Regions from separate parts of the Homo sapiens genome. Here region 1 is linked to region 2. Evidence: chromatin loops called from intact Hi-C (ENCODE). Cell type or tissue: Calu3. All regions are shown on one strand. Each heading gives the region's core, and the rest is flanking DNA. Links, peaks and the distances in the headings are about the cores only.

Region 1 (6,448 bases), core at 2,569-5,068, 290 kb after region 2:
AAAAAACTGCTAAATTATGACCAGATGTGTAGAATTCTTGCTCTGTACTTAAAAAAAAAAAGGACTCTTTTACGTTTATGATTATCATGTTTTGTTTCTGACTGCATAGATAAGAAGAGATTCAAATTGTTATTGAAATGTCTGCAAATAACACATTGTTTGCGGGTTAATTTTTTTATTTCTCATGATTCAAAGCCATGTTTAATAATCATTACATTAGTTTATGCTTTTCAAATGGATTTTTGAAGTACTAAATACACATAAGAATTTTGATCTGATGAAGAGAAAATGAACAAAATTTGCAGAATTATTTAAAAAAAAAAAGAAAGAGAATAATACCTTCCTCATCTTTCCATCATAATCCAATTACTTACCTTGTTAGAGAATACCTTAGGAGACCCTGTCCTGTCTTCTGGTGAGTTACAGCATTTTGGTTTTTGTTTGTTTGTTTTTGCTTTGTTAGAGACAGAGCCTTGCTTTGTCATCCAGGCTGGAGTGCAATGGTGCAATCTCAGCTCACTGCAACCTCCATCTCCCAGGTTCAAGCGATTCTCCTGCCTTAGCCTCTCAAGTGGCTGGGTCTACAGGAGCACGCCACCAAGCCTGGTTAATGTTTGCATTTTTAGTGGAGACAGGGTTTCGCCATGTGCAGGCTGGTTTCAAACTCCTGACCTCAAGTTATTCACCCACCTCAGCGTCTCAAAGTGCTGGGATTAGAGGCATGAGGCGCTGTGCCTGACATCTCAGCATTTTGAAACATTCATCTCAACATCTTGGTACTGGGTGATTATAGTAAAGCCAAATATTAATTCTTAAAATGAAAGAATTACAATCATACAGTCTTTCCTCTATCTATATCTCAAATCATGGAGGACTACAAGTGACTTCAAGTAAAGGAGCAAAAGGAAAAGAAGGATCATTGTTGTGTGACAAAATGACACTTTGGCTTGGGAGATAAAATGTCCTGTCTTTGGCTTAACCTCATATAACGGGTAGAGAATAGATTCTCAAGTCCACAGCTCTTTGAGTTGGGTATCTAGCAGAGCTCATCCCATTCTAACTGAACATACTCCTTTAAGCTCCTCAATAGATGGCATTATCCAGAAATTTATACAAAAATAAGGAAAAGAGTGGTTATGTAACTTGTCCAAAGCTACACAGCTAGAGAGTGGGGGAATGAAGCTCAAACATAGAACTGTTTGACATTAAAAATGTTCTTGTACTCTGCACCAAGTTATGATTTAAATTTAATATAAGCATTGAGGAGAACAGCAGCTTTCACCTGAAAAGGGAATAATATTGGTGTGCACAACAGTACCTAGAGACAGCATCAAGACACCCCATGGTAGGGTATCAAGAGAGGCTGAAGCACAATAAAAGATAAGGCATCAGAAGTAGTGAAAAGTACAAAGAAAGGAAAATGAGAAGGCATCAATAGTAACTTCACCTTTTCCCATTTTGTTAACCCTATGCATTATTTCAGTTATGCCCTTAACAATACCATATAGTGTGGTTTTCCCAGGATAATTTATACCTATTGTCCTGCATAATTATTAGCAAAAATTTTTTATTTAGATTATAATTTATATGTCCACTCTATTTAGACTGGAACGATGTGTATTAGCAAATGATTCTTTAGAGAAAAAAATGTATCTTATGAGAAGGATCCCTTTTAAGTTGGGTGTAATTATAATTAAATGGTAACCAAAAATATTTTGTGCAGCTATCATTTAAGTAACTCTGTAACTCATTGGCTTCTACTTTTTAGTAAATCAATCCAACTAGGATGACTGTTTTGTGAAGAATCCTTGAACTCATAGAAATATTGTTATTCTCATTTCAGAAAGTGGTCTCTCTGGTCTGGGCATATTGCCCACATTCACAGGTAATTGTTCTCCATCTATCACACTTACATGATTATGTAAATGGTAATTCTATGTTCAGTATAAATTTTCACTTATGCTTTCAAATATGAAATAAAGCCTGTTTAGAGAATGAGAAACTACCAACTCTGATTCTTAAAGTTTAGTCCCCAATTTACCTTGTATTTATATCTTAATTTATATATGTGGTAAAATAAATGGTGACAATGTTTTTAAAATGAAATGGGCTAAAATATATTTAACTGCCTGCAAAAGCTAGATAAAATTTCTAAGTTTGTTTAAATGTTATATAGTTACAGTTTATAATAAGTCATACTTTGTCAAACTGCTACACAAAAATATGTTATCTAGATCAGGCAAAAGGAGCCTTTGGGCAGAGTTCAAGGTAAATTCTGATTGTGCATGTCAAGTCACTGATAAACCTAAGAGAGGAAATTGGGAAATATAGGTGCATATCTCCCTAAGAGATCTCTGTAAGAAATGGAGTCTCTCCTGCCAACATCAGATCACTAATTAACTATGCCACCTTGGACACATCATCTCACTTCATTAGAGCTGTTCCTTCATTTACAGAATTAAGATTTGTGGTTTAAGGCTTTTCTGGCTGTAAAATTCTAGAAAATATAATATTTTGACCACAGTTTGAAAAAAAACTCATTATTGTATGTTAAGCTTTTTGAATCCTGAATAAAAGAAATCAGTATGACTGTAGGACATACTGAATGTTTACTGTGCATCAAACACTGTGCCAGGTACTCTCTTTATGTTGTAGCTTTTGATACTTAAATAATCCTGTGAAGGGCTGAGGAGGAATGCTATACCTGAGAACAAGACACTGCTACAGGAGTTAAGAAGAAATCACTTAGGCAGGTAGCAAGGGTATGGGAGTCTTCAGTAAGGCTTTCTTTTTAATGAAAAGCAGCCCCAAACCATTTTCTAACAAAGAGCAGCCTGTAAAGTCCAGCTGCAGACGCAGACAAGCAAGCTGGGAGTTTGCACGGGTGAATGCTGGCAGGAACTAGGGACTAGACATGTTCAAGATGGCAGCTCCATCTTCCCTCTCTGCCAGCCATGTGTACAGTAAGGAGCAGACAAGATGGTGCTGGCCAAGGGGAAAGTTCATTTCCATTACAGGATTAGGGTGGAGAGACCAGCCTTCCCCACACACTATGTAAACGTCATACCTGATCAAACCAATCCATGAGCCCTACATAAATCAGACACCACCTCCTCAAGCTGAACTATAAAATCTGGCACATGTGCCACCAGCTGGTCTTTTCCACTTTTCCACTCAAAGAACCCTCTCTCTAGAGAGAGAGAGAGCTGTTTTTCTTTCTCTTTTCTTCTGCCTATTAAACCTCCACTCCTAAACTCCTCATGTGTGTTCATGTCCTAAATTTTCCTGGTGAGAGAAGACGAATCCTGGGTGTATACCCCAGACAATGTAGCCACTTCATATGGGGGACCTCGTCTAGGATACCAAAGCACAACATTCACTGAAACAGTGAGTAGAGGAGCGGACTCCAACTTTGTCCTCTGTTTTCAGGGCTCTCAGCCTCTATTTTAGAAGCAAATCAAATCAATAATGGGCATCCGTTAGCCAGTTAAAAACACAGCATGGCTGTCATTCTTAAAGACTTGCATGTGAGGCTCGCTGGGGAGAACATGGAGAATCCCCCAGTACCCACGAGTTCCTGGGCATATTAGCTATGTTTGAACCAGCTTACTTTCATGGAGGACTTAGATGTTACGGGGGGCTGGAAGAGGTTTTGAAGTGACTGAAGATTTCTGGCTGGGGCTACTCCCCAGTGTTATCCAAAGGCTTCTAGACTGACCCCAGCCTCCGACCACCCAATGGGGTGCCAGCAACAGGATCTCCAACTTTCCTATCATAATTTCCTCCTTTCCTATCTGCAACCACCATATCTCCTATCCTCTCTGTGTATGCAATGTGTGGGAAGTTTTACAGTTCAGGGAAGTAATCTTGTTTGGCAAGATCAGGGAATGTCGTAGTAACCAGGGATATAACTCAAAGGGTGTCTTTGTGATTTTCTAGGAAGAGAGGGTCCCCCCTCCCACAGTGAGTATCACTCTCTGCCGTTGGTCTGGAGAGCACATGGAACTTCCAGGTCTCTCTCTGCCCTTGGTCTGGACAGCACATGGCATTTCAAGGTCAACAGCACCACCTAGTGGAATAGGGATCCTCTCCATGAGGCACATTGTAGGTCCTTTACCAAAACACTCTAGCTTCCCAATTCTCTTCTTTTTTTGCACTTCTCTACTAGAAATCAGGCTTCATGTTGCTTCTGTAAACTGGAAAATTCTGCCTTCAACAACTAGGAGTAAAATATCCTCCAAAGCCAAATTTTAGTCTCTATACTGTCCCATCAATAGTCATTTAGTCCCTATGTTATTTTAAGGCACCTATTCTGCCTCCAATTAGAATGGTACTTAATTAGTAAGGGAATTTTAAGTTCAGAAGTTAACCAGAACCATTCTCTAAGGGTGAAGGCTTTAGCATGGGCTATAACAGCAGTATATAGAGCTCAAACTAGCACACTACCTCTGTTAAGGAGGGAAGTGCAACAGTTGCCTGAATGCAACTGTCACATTGTCTCTCCCAAGATCCTTTTTTTTTTTTTTTTTTTTCCTGAGGAGCCAGGTAGGTCACAAAAGTCTAGGAAGTCAAAGGGAAATCACAGGCAGAGGACTAAAATCACATGGATGACTATGACTAATCCCAGTCTCTTAGTTCCTCTGTTTCCACAGCTGGAGGTCATGCCTGCAACCATGGGCAGCACATTCAACAACTTACCGGCACCCAGGAACCATGGAGAAAAAAACCAGCAGCGGGGACACCCCCACTGTCTTCCCATCCACCCTGGGTCGCAAGAAAAGTAAGGAGACTAAAGGAATGCCTTTTTCTCACTTCTCTTTCTAAATGGGTAACAGACCATCTTCAGCCTGCACCCCTCTGGAGTGCATTCTGAAACACAAGGACTCTTTGACCCTGAGACTTTGAACAAAAAGCAGTTCATTTTCTTTTGCATGAGGGCATGACCTTCTTATGCTCTTGAACCAGCCTGACCTTTGGAAGGGAGCCTTAATTTTAATATTATCCAACAATTAGATCTTTTCTGCAGACAGGAGGAAAATGGTCCAAGGTAACTTATGCATAGGCTTTCTTTGCCCTGCAAGACAACCCAGACTTTGCAAGCATTGCACAATCAACCCAGCCCTTTTAGCAATCATATCTGGCAGGACCAAACTGAATGATTCCCCAAGACTAGAAAAGCAACTTCTGGGGAAACCATCTGAGGCAGCTGTTGGGTATCCCAGCCCTTCTAGTTCCCCTTATCTGGGGCCACTTCCAACCACACCACCAGCTCTTCTACCTCCACCATCTCCAAAATTTCCCACTCCCCGACCTTCACTCTTACCCCTACAGGAAATGCACAATGGAGGTGATGTCACTAGGGTTCAAGTTCCCTTCTCATTTTAGGACCTCGGGCAAGTAAAGGGAGACTTAGGCCAATTTTCCGATGACCCTAATAAATATGTAAAAGCCTTCCAAAATTTAACTCGGGTATTTGACCTCTCATGGAGGGATGTTACACTGCTCCTAAGCCAAACCCTAGGTCTAAAAGGAAAAGAGAAAATAGGAAAGGGAAACACCATTCCCAATAGAAGCAGTTCCTCTTGACAACCCTAACTGGAATCCCAGTGGTGCTACAGATGAATGGAAAAGAAAACATTTTTTAATGTGTGTATTGGAGGGCCTATAAAGAACTAGGGCCAAACCCCTTAATTACCCTAAACTGTCCATGAGAAGAAAATACTGCAGCCTTTATGGAATGACTGAGAGAGGCACTAATAAAGCACACAACCCTATTCCCTGAGTCAGTGGAGGGACAATTCATCCTAAAATACAATTTTATTACACAGGCAGCTCCCAATATTAAAAGGAAACTGCAGAAGCAGGCTATAGGACCAGATAGTACCTTAGAGAACTCTCTGAAGGTGGCCACCTCAGTCTTTTATAATAGGAACCAGGAGGAGAACCAGGAGAAAGAAAGGAAGAAAAGGGAAGGACAGAGGCTCTAATAGCTGCTTTGAAGCCTGGCAAAGTCCAGGATCCCCAAGGTGCATCCACTAGTTGCTATCAGTGTGGCAAGTCAGGGCACTTTAAGAAGGAGTGTCCAGGTAGCAAGAAGAAACCACCATGACCCTGTTCAGCATGTGGCAGGGACCACTGGAAATCAGACTGCCCTTGAAGATGAAGGTCACTGGGTTCAGAACCAGTCTCACAGATGGCCCAACAGGACTGATGGATCCCAGGGTTCAAACGCCTGGCTTCAGCAGCTCAAGCTGCCATTACAGCACTGGAGCCTGAGATGATTCTGGAAATTGAAGGAATGAAGGTAGATCTCCTTCTGGACACTGAAGCCAGCCTCTCTCCTTTCCTCTCTAATCCAGGCCTCTGCTCTTCTTATAACACAACCATCAGGGGCATCTCAAAAAAAACTCTAAATTGATATTTTTCTCAACTCCTTAGTTGCAGATGA
Region 2 (6,448 bases), core at 2,526-5,025:
TAAGGTAGGTTATATTTAGTCAGATAACATAACGAATTTATGGGTTTGCTATCTGACTAAATATAAAAAGGTATATAAAGCACTTAGCCTGGTACCTAATATTAAGATGTGGACAACTTAGCAGCTTCTCAAGGTGCCAAATGTAAGGGACTCCATCACAAGAATTGATCAGAGATAAGATGCTAGGAACCCAGGTTTTTCTATAACTCTAAATAGCAGGTAAAAATAAACTGGCCTCAATCCTACTGGAAAAGGAGTGAGGATAAGCTAAGCATACGTTAACATTTTGGCTCAACTATTTTTATAAAGCTAACAAATTGAGAGTTGTGATTACGCCAACTATGTAGTTATCAGGCATTGAAGATGGAAAATACAGTTAACCGTAATTGTATGAGGTCTGGTTACATGTATTAGTAACTGAAATTATACATCAAAGGGTGCAAGTTATCATTCTACTTAAAAGACTTTATTTATGGAGGTTACATTCGTGACCACCTAATACTATCTAGTTATTATAACAAGTATAGTTAGTATTTATTGGAAGCCTTACTATGTTAAGGGCAGGTTTCTGAGACTTTTATATTTATTAGTTCAAGGAACTCACAAAAGTTCTTTACAAGATAGATTCTATTTCTCTCAGTTTTCAAGATTAAGAAACAAAGGCACAAAGAGTTTACAGGGTTTGACCATGGCCCTAAAATGTCAAATCAAGAAAGTCTGAGCCCCTGCTCTTACCACTATAATGTACTCTGTAAATTAGGAGAAACTAAAAAATGTGTAATAAAAGATATTTAGTATGTTAAAATCTACTTAATAGTATAGGTAACAAATCTATTTTGAGCTTTAAAAATAAGCAAACACTTTTTAATTATAGAAAAATACTTTCAAGCCCCTTCCAAATAAATACTTCAAATAATTTTCCAAACACTTCAACAAGGATATCCCATGTGTTCTACTCTAAAATATTGAAACCACTGTAACATGTAACAAAACACTTAGCAGAATAATATAAAATGGTGTTTAAGAATACAAACTTGAGAGACAGTCTGCCTGTGTTTAAATTTTGACTTTTTTCACATTAGCTTATGATTTGGGAAAATTATGTCTCATTTTTCCATTATCTATAAGGAGGCTATAATAGTATTTATCTTATTGTACTTTCCTTACAAACAAAAGAATTGAGCGTATTTTAACAGAGCTTTGATTGGACCAGGCATGTGATACATACTTGAATAATACTGGCTTTATCTGTATATGATATTACAGTGATTAAAAAAGCAATTTTAAAATGTTTTTGTCTGTGAATCCCTTAATACCCTGAAATTAATTGAAAATCCCAAAGATTTTTTTAAGTCAGTTATATTTATCAGTATTTCTCATAAAAGAAAAAGTTGAAAAATTAAAATACTTATTAATTTAATTTAAAACAATAATACATGTATTATATTTTTAAATAAATAACACATTTTAGTAGAAAGTAAATATATTTTCTTAAAAAACTTGGGGAGATTAGTGGTGGTATTTTACATTTTTGCACATCTCTTTAATAGATGGCCATCGAAAGTCAGCTAAATTCTCATATATACTTGTGAGTACAATCTGTTGCAATATGTTATTTTGAAGTACTTGAAGAAAATTCAGTCTCACATAGATACGCAGTTGGAAAAAGAGGAATATTTTAATATAATTTCCAGATAACTGTGAACGTTCTCCCTTGATACTACACTAAAACTTGACAATTGGTGACTTATTAAAGCTTCATTACAATGTGCAATCTGAAATCCATTTAATAAATATTATTATGCCCTGTTACATTATACTGTTATATTAAATTGTATATTCCACTCTTTAAATGGTCTTTCACATTTGCATAATTTTCTACCATTGATCACTGAAAAATATGATTTCACTGAGTTATGCAGTTCTTCCAATACTAACATGTTTTATTAAACAATAAAAAATTTATTTGTTAATATCACCACATCCTTATCAGAAAAATCTAAGTATTGGGAAGCTCTCAACTCACAGTGGATGTCACACAAGTTTTCCAAAATTTCGATTTCATTTGACAGCTTCAATTTTATCACTGGCAACAAATATTGATCACTTATTTTGTCTTGAAGTTACAGGATCACTTCTTTCATTTTAAAGTAAATGTTTGCCATATAGCCAAGCATGAATAACCATAATTTGTCTGTCAGTTACTCTTTACAAAAAAAAATATATTGTGTACCATGAAGAAAGGGGATTGTTTAGCTCTCAACTCAATCAATTGGACAAGTGCTTTTTTGGGGGCAACCATCTTATTTTGATATGCAGCAGAAAAACTTTATGAGGACTTCCTATTTTGTTACAATAATAGTAAACATATATGTCCTTTCTGGCTTGTGGCAAAGAAGAACTAACAGAAAATAGTTTTGCCCTCCCTGAAACAAACAAAAGAAAAACCAAAAACTATTAATCAAGGTTTTTCAAAACACTGGACATCAGCCAACAAAGAACAGAGTTCCTTGTCAGACAGGAAATAAATGAAGTGATTCCTACATCGGCCCCCTGTTCACTCCTCTGAATAAGGCTGATGGACTTCCAAAGGTGAGGAGACTTGGAATCCAGGTGGCAAGTGTTTGCAGGACAGAATACTGGGAAAGAGCGAATTGCATAGAGAGAGAGAGAGATAGCATGCTCTGGAAATCTGCATAGAGACCCTCAAGTATTCAGTAGAATGTTGATCAACATTCATTTACTCATTTGTGCATTTATACATTTTTATATATTTATAATTTATTATTTCTAGTATTATGCCCTCTAAAGGGTAAGTATTTGAAGTAGATACTTCGTTTAGCAACTTCCTAGAATGATAATAATTTTACTTAATTTAAAAATAGAACTCTATCTGAATGTAAATGTTATTGTTGTTCTTGCTTGACTACCAAGTGATTCTTTGTGTAGTCCAGAGTGATTTGATTTGCTGCCCCATGGGACTTTTAAGTCCAAGCCTTTCACATCTTTTCCAGAAAACATGTGATCTCTACTTTTGAAATGATCAATGCTACCTCATTATTCTTGTGTTGTTACCTAGTCACTTATTGTGATTCAAAACTTCTGTGGAATTTATCTATAACTTCAACAGAATGAGAATCAAGGCAATTTATCTACTAGAAAATGAAGGTTCAAGTCTGCCCCAACAATTCTTCTTTTTGGAACCTGGCTAACCTATTATCTCAAAACGTGGTGTTAACTAATTAATGTGTATGACCGCCAGAGGTGATCAAAGGATCACCTTGATCCCTTGTATATACCTTGGCTGTCCCTTTGATACAGTATCTTTCTAAGTGGTTATCATATACCAGGATTGTTTAGTAAGAAAATATCTGCTACAACATCCTGTCATTTATAAATTGTTTTTACCTTTACAGAGAATGTTTGGCTCACTCAAATTTAATCCTCTTTACTCTTTCCCATAGACTAGCTACACAAAGATGCACAAACACATATACATGCACACAATCTGCATATGCAGAGCTTATATGAGCTCAAATATTTATATTTTCTTTTTCTTTTAGGTATTTGCTTTCATTTTGCTTATAATTAATAACTATATATACATGAAACAATCTTAAACACTGAAAAAGGATATATGTATATGCATATATAGAATACCTGTACACACACATTCTACATAGTTGATAAAATAAATAAAAAGCAAATATCTACTATCGAAGTTACCCTTTCTTGGCATCATAACTACACCATTGCAAATTTTATTGTAACTTTTCCTTTAAATTATATTTTGAACTCATGGCTTTTTACAGATTCAAATTATTTTCATTTGAATTCAAGCTTATTTAAGCTTACATTTTTATCCATTGGCCAGTGATAGCCTTCTTCAGTGGGGTTCTTTGTCCATTCAGGAATAGGTTTGATATATTTAAAAACACTTTTTGCTTTTTGCAATAATAGAAAATTCTGTGCTCATTCTGAATGATCTCTCCTCCAACAACAGAATGAGATCTCTAAGAAGGCCTGGTTCCCCTTTTTTGACGGGGATTAAAATTCAATATATCGACACAAGGGGGCAATCAGGAGTACTGGTGATGTGAAGGTGTAGCTACTTCTATTGCCAGCTTCAGAAGCTTTCAGCAACAGAGATAGAAAAGTGATTTCATGATCTTGGGTTCACACTAACTTCTAAAAATTAAAGCAGTATGCTACTGTATCCTGATTTCCTTGCAGCATGTAATTTTATTACCACTAAAAAATGTTAATATTACCAATGTGTAAACTCCAATTTTAAAGTAATATAAAAATAGAATAAAACTCCAATTGATTAAAATACAATGAGTACTACAGTTCCGTTCGTAGGAGACCTCTGAAAGTTCAGTAGTGTCTTTTCTATATGAGCATTATTTCCTTGTACAAAAGAAAATGCTGCAGAAATCCAAAGAGGGCTGGTGCCTTTCATAGATGTCAAAATTCTGTCATATGTTGTTCTGGACATTTTGCAAGTGAGTATTTCATCATACTTTTATTAAGAATGTATTATTTTTATTTTTTCCCAAGAGCTACATTTCTAGCAACCAAAGTATCAAAGTATAAAGAACAAGGAGATTGAATGGCGAAAAATAGTTTGGCAAACAGAGCATCTGACATCAATATAGCATCGTTCAACTTAAGGTGATGTTTTGTTCAAACTACTTTATTGGGATATAATATATATATATAGTAAAATATATACACAAAGTGAGCGTATAGTTCAATAAATTTTGACAAATATAAAAACCCATAATACCATCACGCCAATCAAGATAATCTATAAATCATTATAAAGTAAATCTCAGAAGGGGTTCATAAGTTTCTTCAAGAACTTTCTATTACTTTAACTCCATTATCCATTATCATGTGCGTTTTCAATTCTGCATTCACAAGATTATTAGAATTACTTGTCTTTTAAGCAACTGGAGATGACTAGTTTTTCTTGTATAGACTATATTGGAATTCTAAAGCACGAATTAATATGTGTGATCAGCTTATTGTCTTAATACATAATACTAGGTTTTTAGCTACACTCCTGGTTATAATAGCTGTAACAGTCACAATTCAAAAATAATTCGCAATATAGCCTACATTCCTTCATGTCATTCGTATATTATTACATTTGGTTAAAATAATAGTTACCTATAAAGGCATTTTGTGTAAAATTGTTTTAACAAAAAATAATTCCATATAGAACAGCCATTTACTCTCAAGGTAACTTTAATTTCTGGAGTTCTAATTCTTTCTGATTATAACCTCCCACTTGACCTTATATTTCAAATACAGGCTAATCTGCTTGGAGTTCACTAGAATGCATTTAAATTCCAAATAGATGCTGAAAACTAGCCCCATTTCTGGATAAGAGCTTTCTCTGTAATTGTTTTTTCTTTTTTTAATTGTACTCTACCTGAAAAAACATCTGATCTCATTTTCTGAATAGTGTTTCTGATAAAAAGAAAATAAGTAATTTTGGCATAAGTATAAAAATGCACTAAGTTACATAAATCTACTGGAAATTTGGACCTAGCCTTGATCTTGTCACTAAAGCCTTAAGAAAATCACCCCAAGTCTCTGGTTCTCAATTTCCTCACCCTAGTGAAATAAATTCACAGAGATGCAATCAAATTATTTGAGAAGCTTGGCTTTCTCACATGAGGTCAATAGACTTAAGGCTCTCCATTAAGTTAATAATAAAACAAACATTCAAATATGATGGCAACTGATTTTTTGCATTATATTATTAGCAGAAATAATGAATTGCTCTTCTAGAACCAGTCTCTTTCAAACTCGCAGACTCTAAATTTTCCTATCTTTTACTGGTCCTAAAATTTATTGAGGGCCAAGTCCCTGACTTTCTACCTTCTTCATCTTAATATTGTAACTCCCTAGCAACATGTCAGATACATGTAATCACTTGACTTTTTTGTAAGAGCTAAAGAACCTGTTAACCCTCACTACTGCCTTACAAGACAGCAGTTTTCATCCCATTTTACGGATTAGAAAAATAGAATCAGAAAAGTTAAGTAATTTCCTCAAATTCTCACAGTAAATAACAGAGGTGAGATTGCATCCTCAAATATTCTGAAGTTAGAAAGGGGAGATAACTAGTTAGAAAAACAAACCTCTTTTTCCTATCATCCTTGAAACTGATTAATGTCAACAATACTTACTTTTTTTTAAGCGGAAGATAGAATAGCAAAAAAAAAAAGCAGAAAGGAAATATTGAAAGAGGATATAAAATATTAAATTGCAAATTTATATTATGCAAATATAAATTTACAACAGGTTAAAAAATAAAAGCATTCAATAAAAACAATCAGATTTTAGCATGAAGACGACCATTCAAACTGCCCTGGCCTCACTGCACTGACACTGATGTATTTTCAAATCGATGGTCCAGCCTAAATTCCTCAGA

What was found. Hi-C counts contacts between places; a loop is a spot of excess contacts. Peaks named below come from ENCODE experiments on the same cell type or tissue, not always from the same donor. Only the 100,000 strongest peaks of a DNase experiment are listed, where the experiment ranks them.
Region 1: it touches region 2 in a loop (21-fold over the local background); 12 of 110 quality-filtered maps call a loop at or near these places.

What each region holds. Positions count from the first base shown.
Region 1 is chr7:88,544,537-88,550,984 of GRCh38, reverse strand. No RefSeq gene overlaps it. Among named protein-coding and RNA genes, the nearest start is that of ZNF804B, 210 kb to the left of the region's middle. RefSeq lists an enhancer at 3,937-4,231. In Calu3, for the core only: a CTCF peak has its summit at 4,097 (motif pointing left); a DNase peak (open chromatin) is centred at 4,044.
Region 2 is chr7:88,832,940-88,839,387 of GRCh38, reverse strand. All of the region lies in intron 1 of ZNF804B (zinc finger protein 804B), which reads right to left. Among named protein-coding and RNA genes, the nearest start is that of TEX47, 40 kb to the right of the region's middle. In Calu3, for the core only: no CTCF peak of the experiment used is centred there; a DNase peak (open chromatin) is centred at 4,047.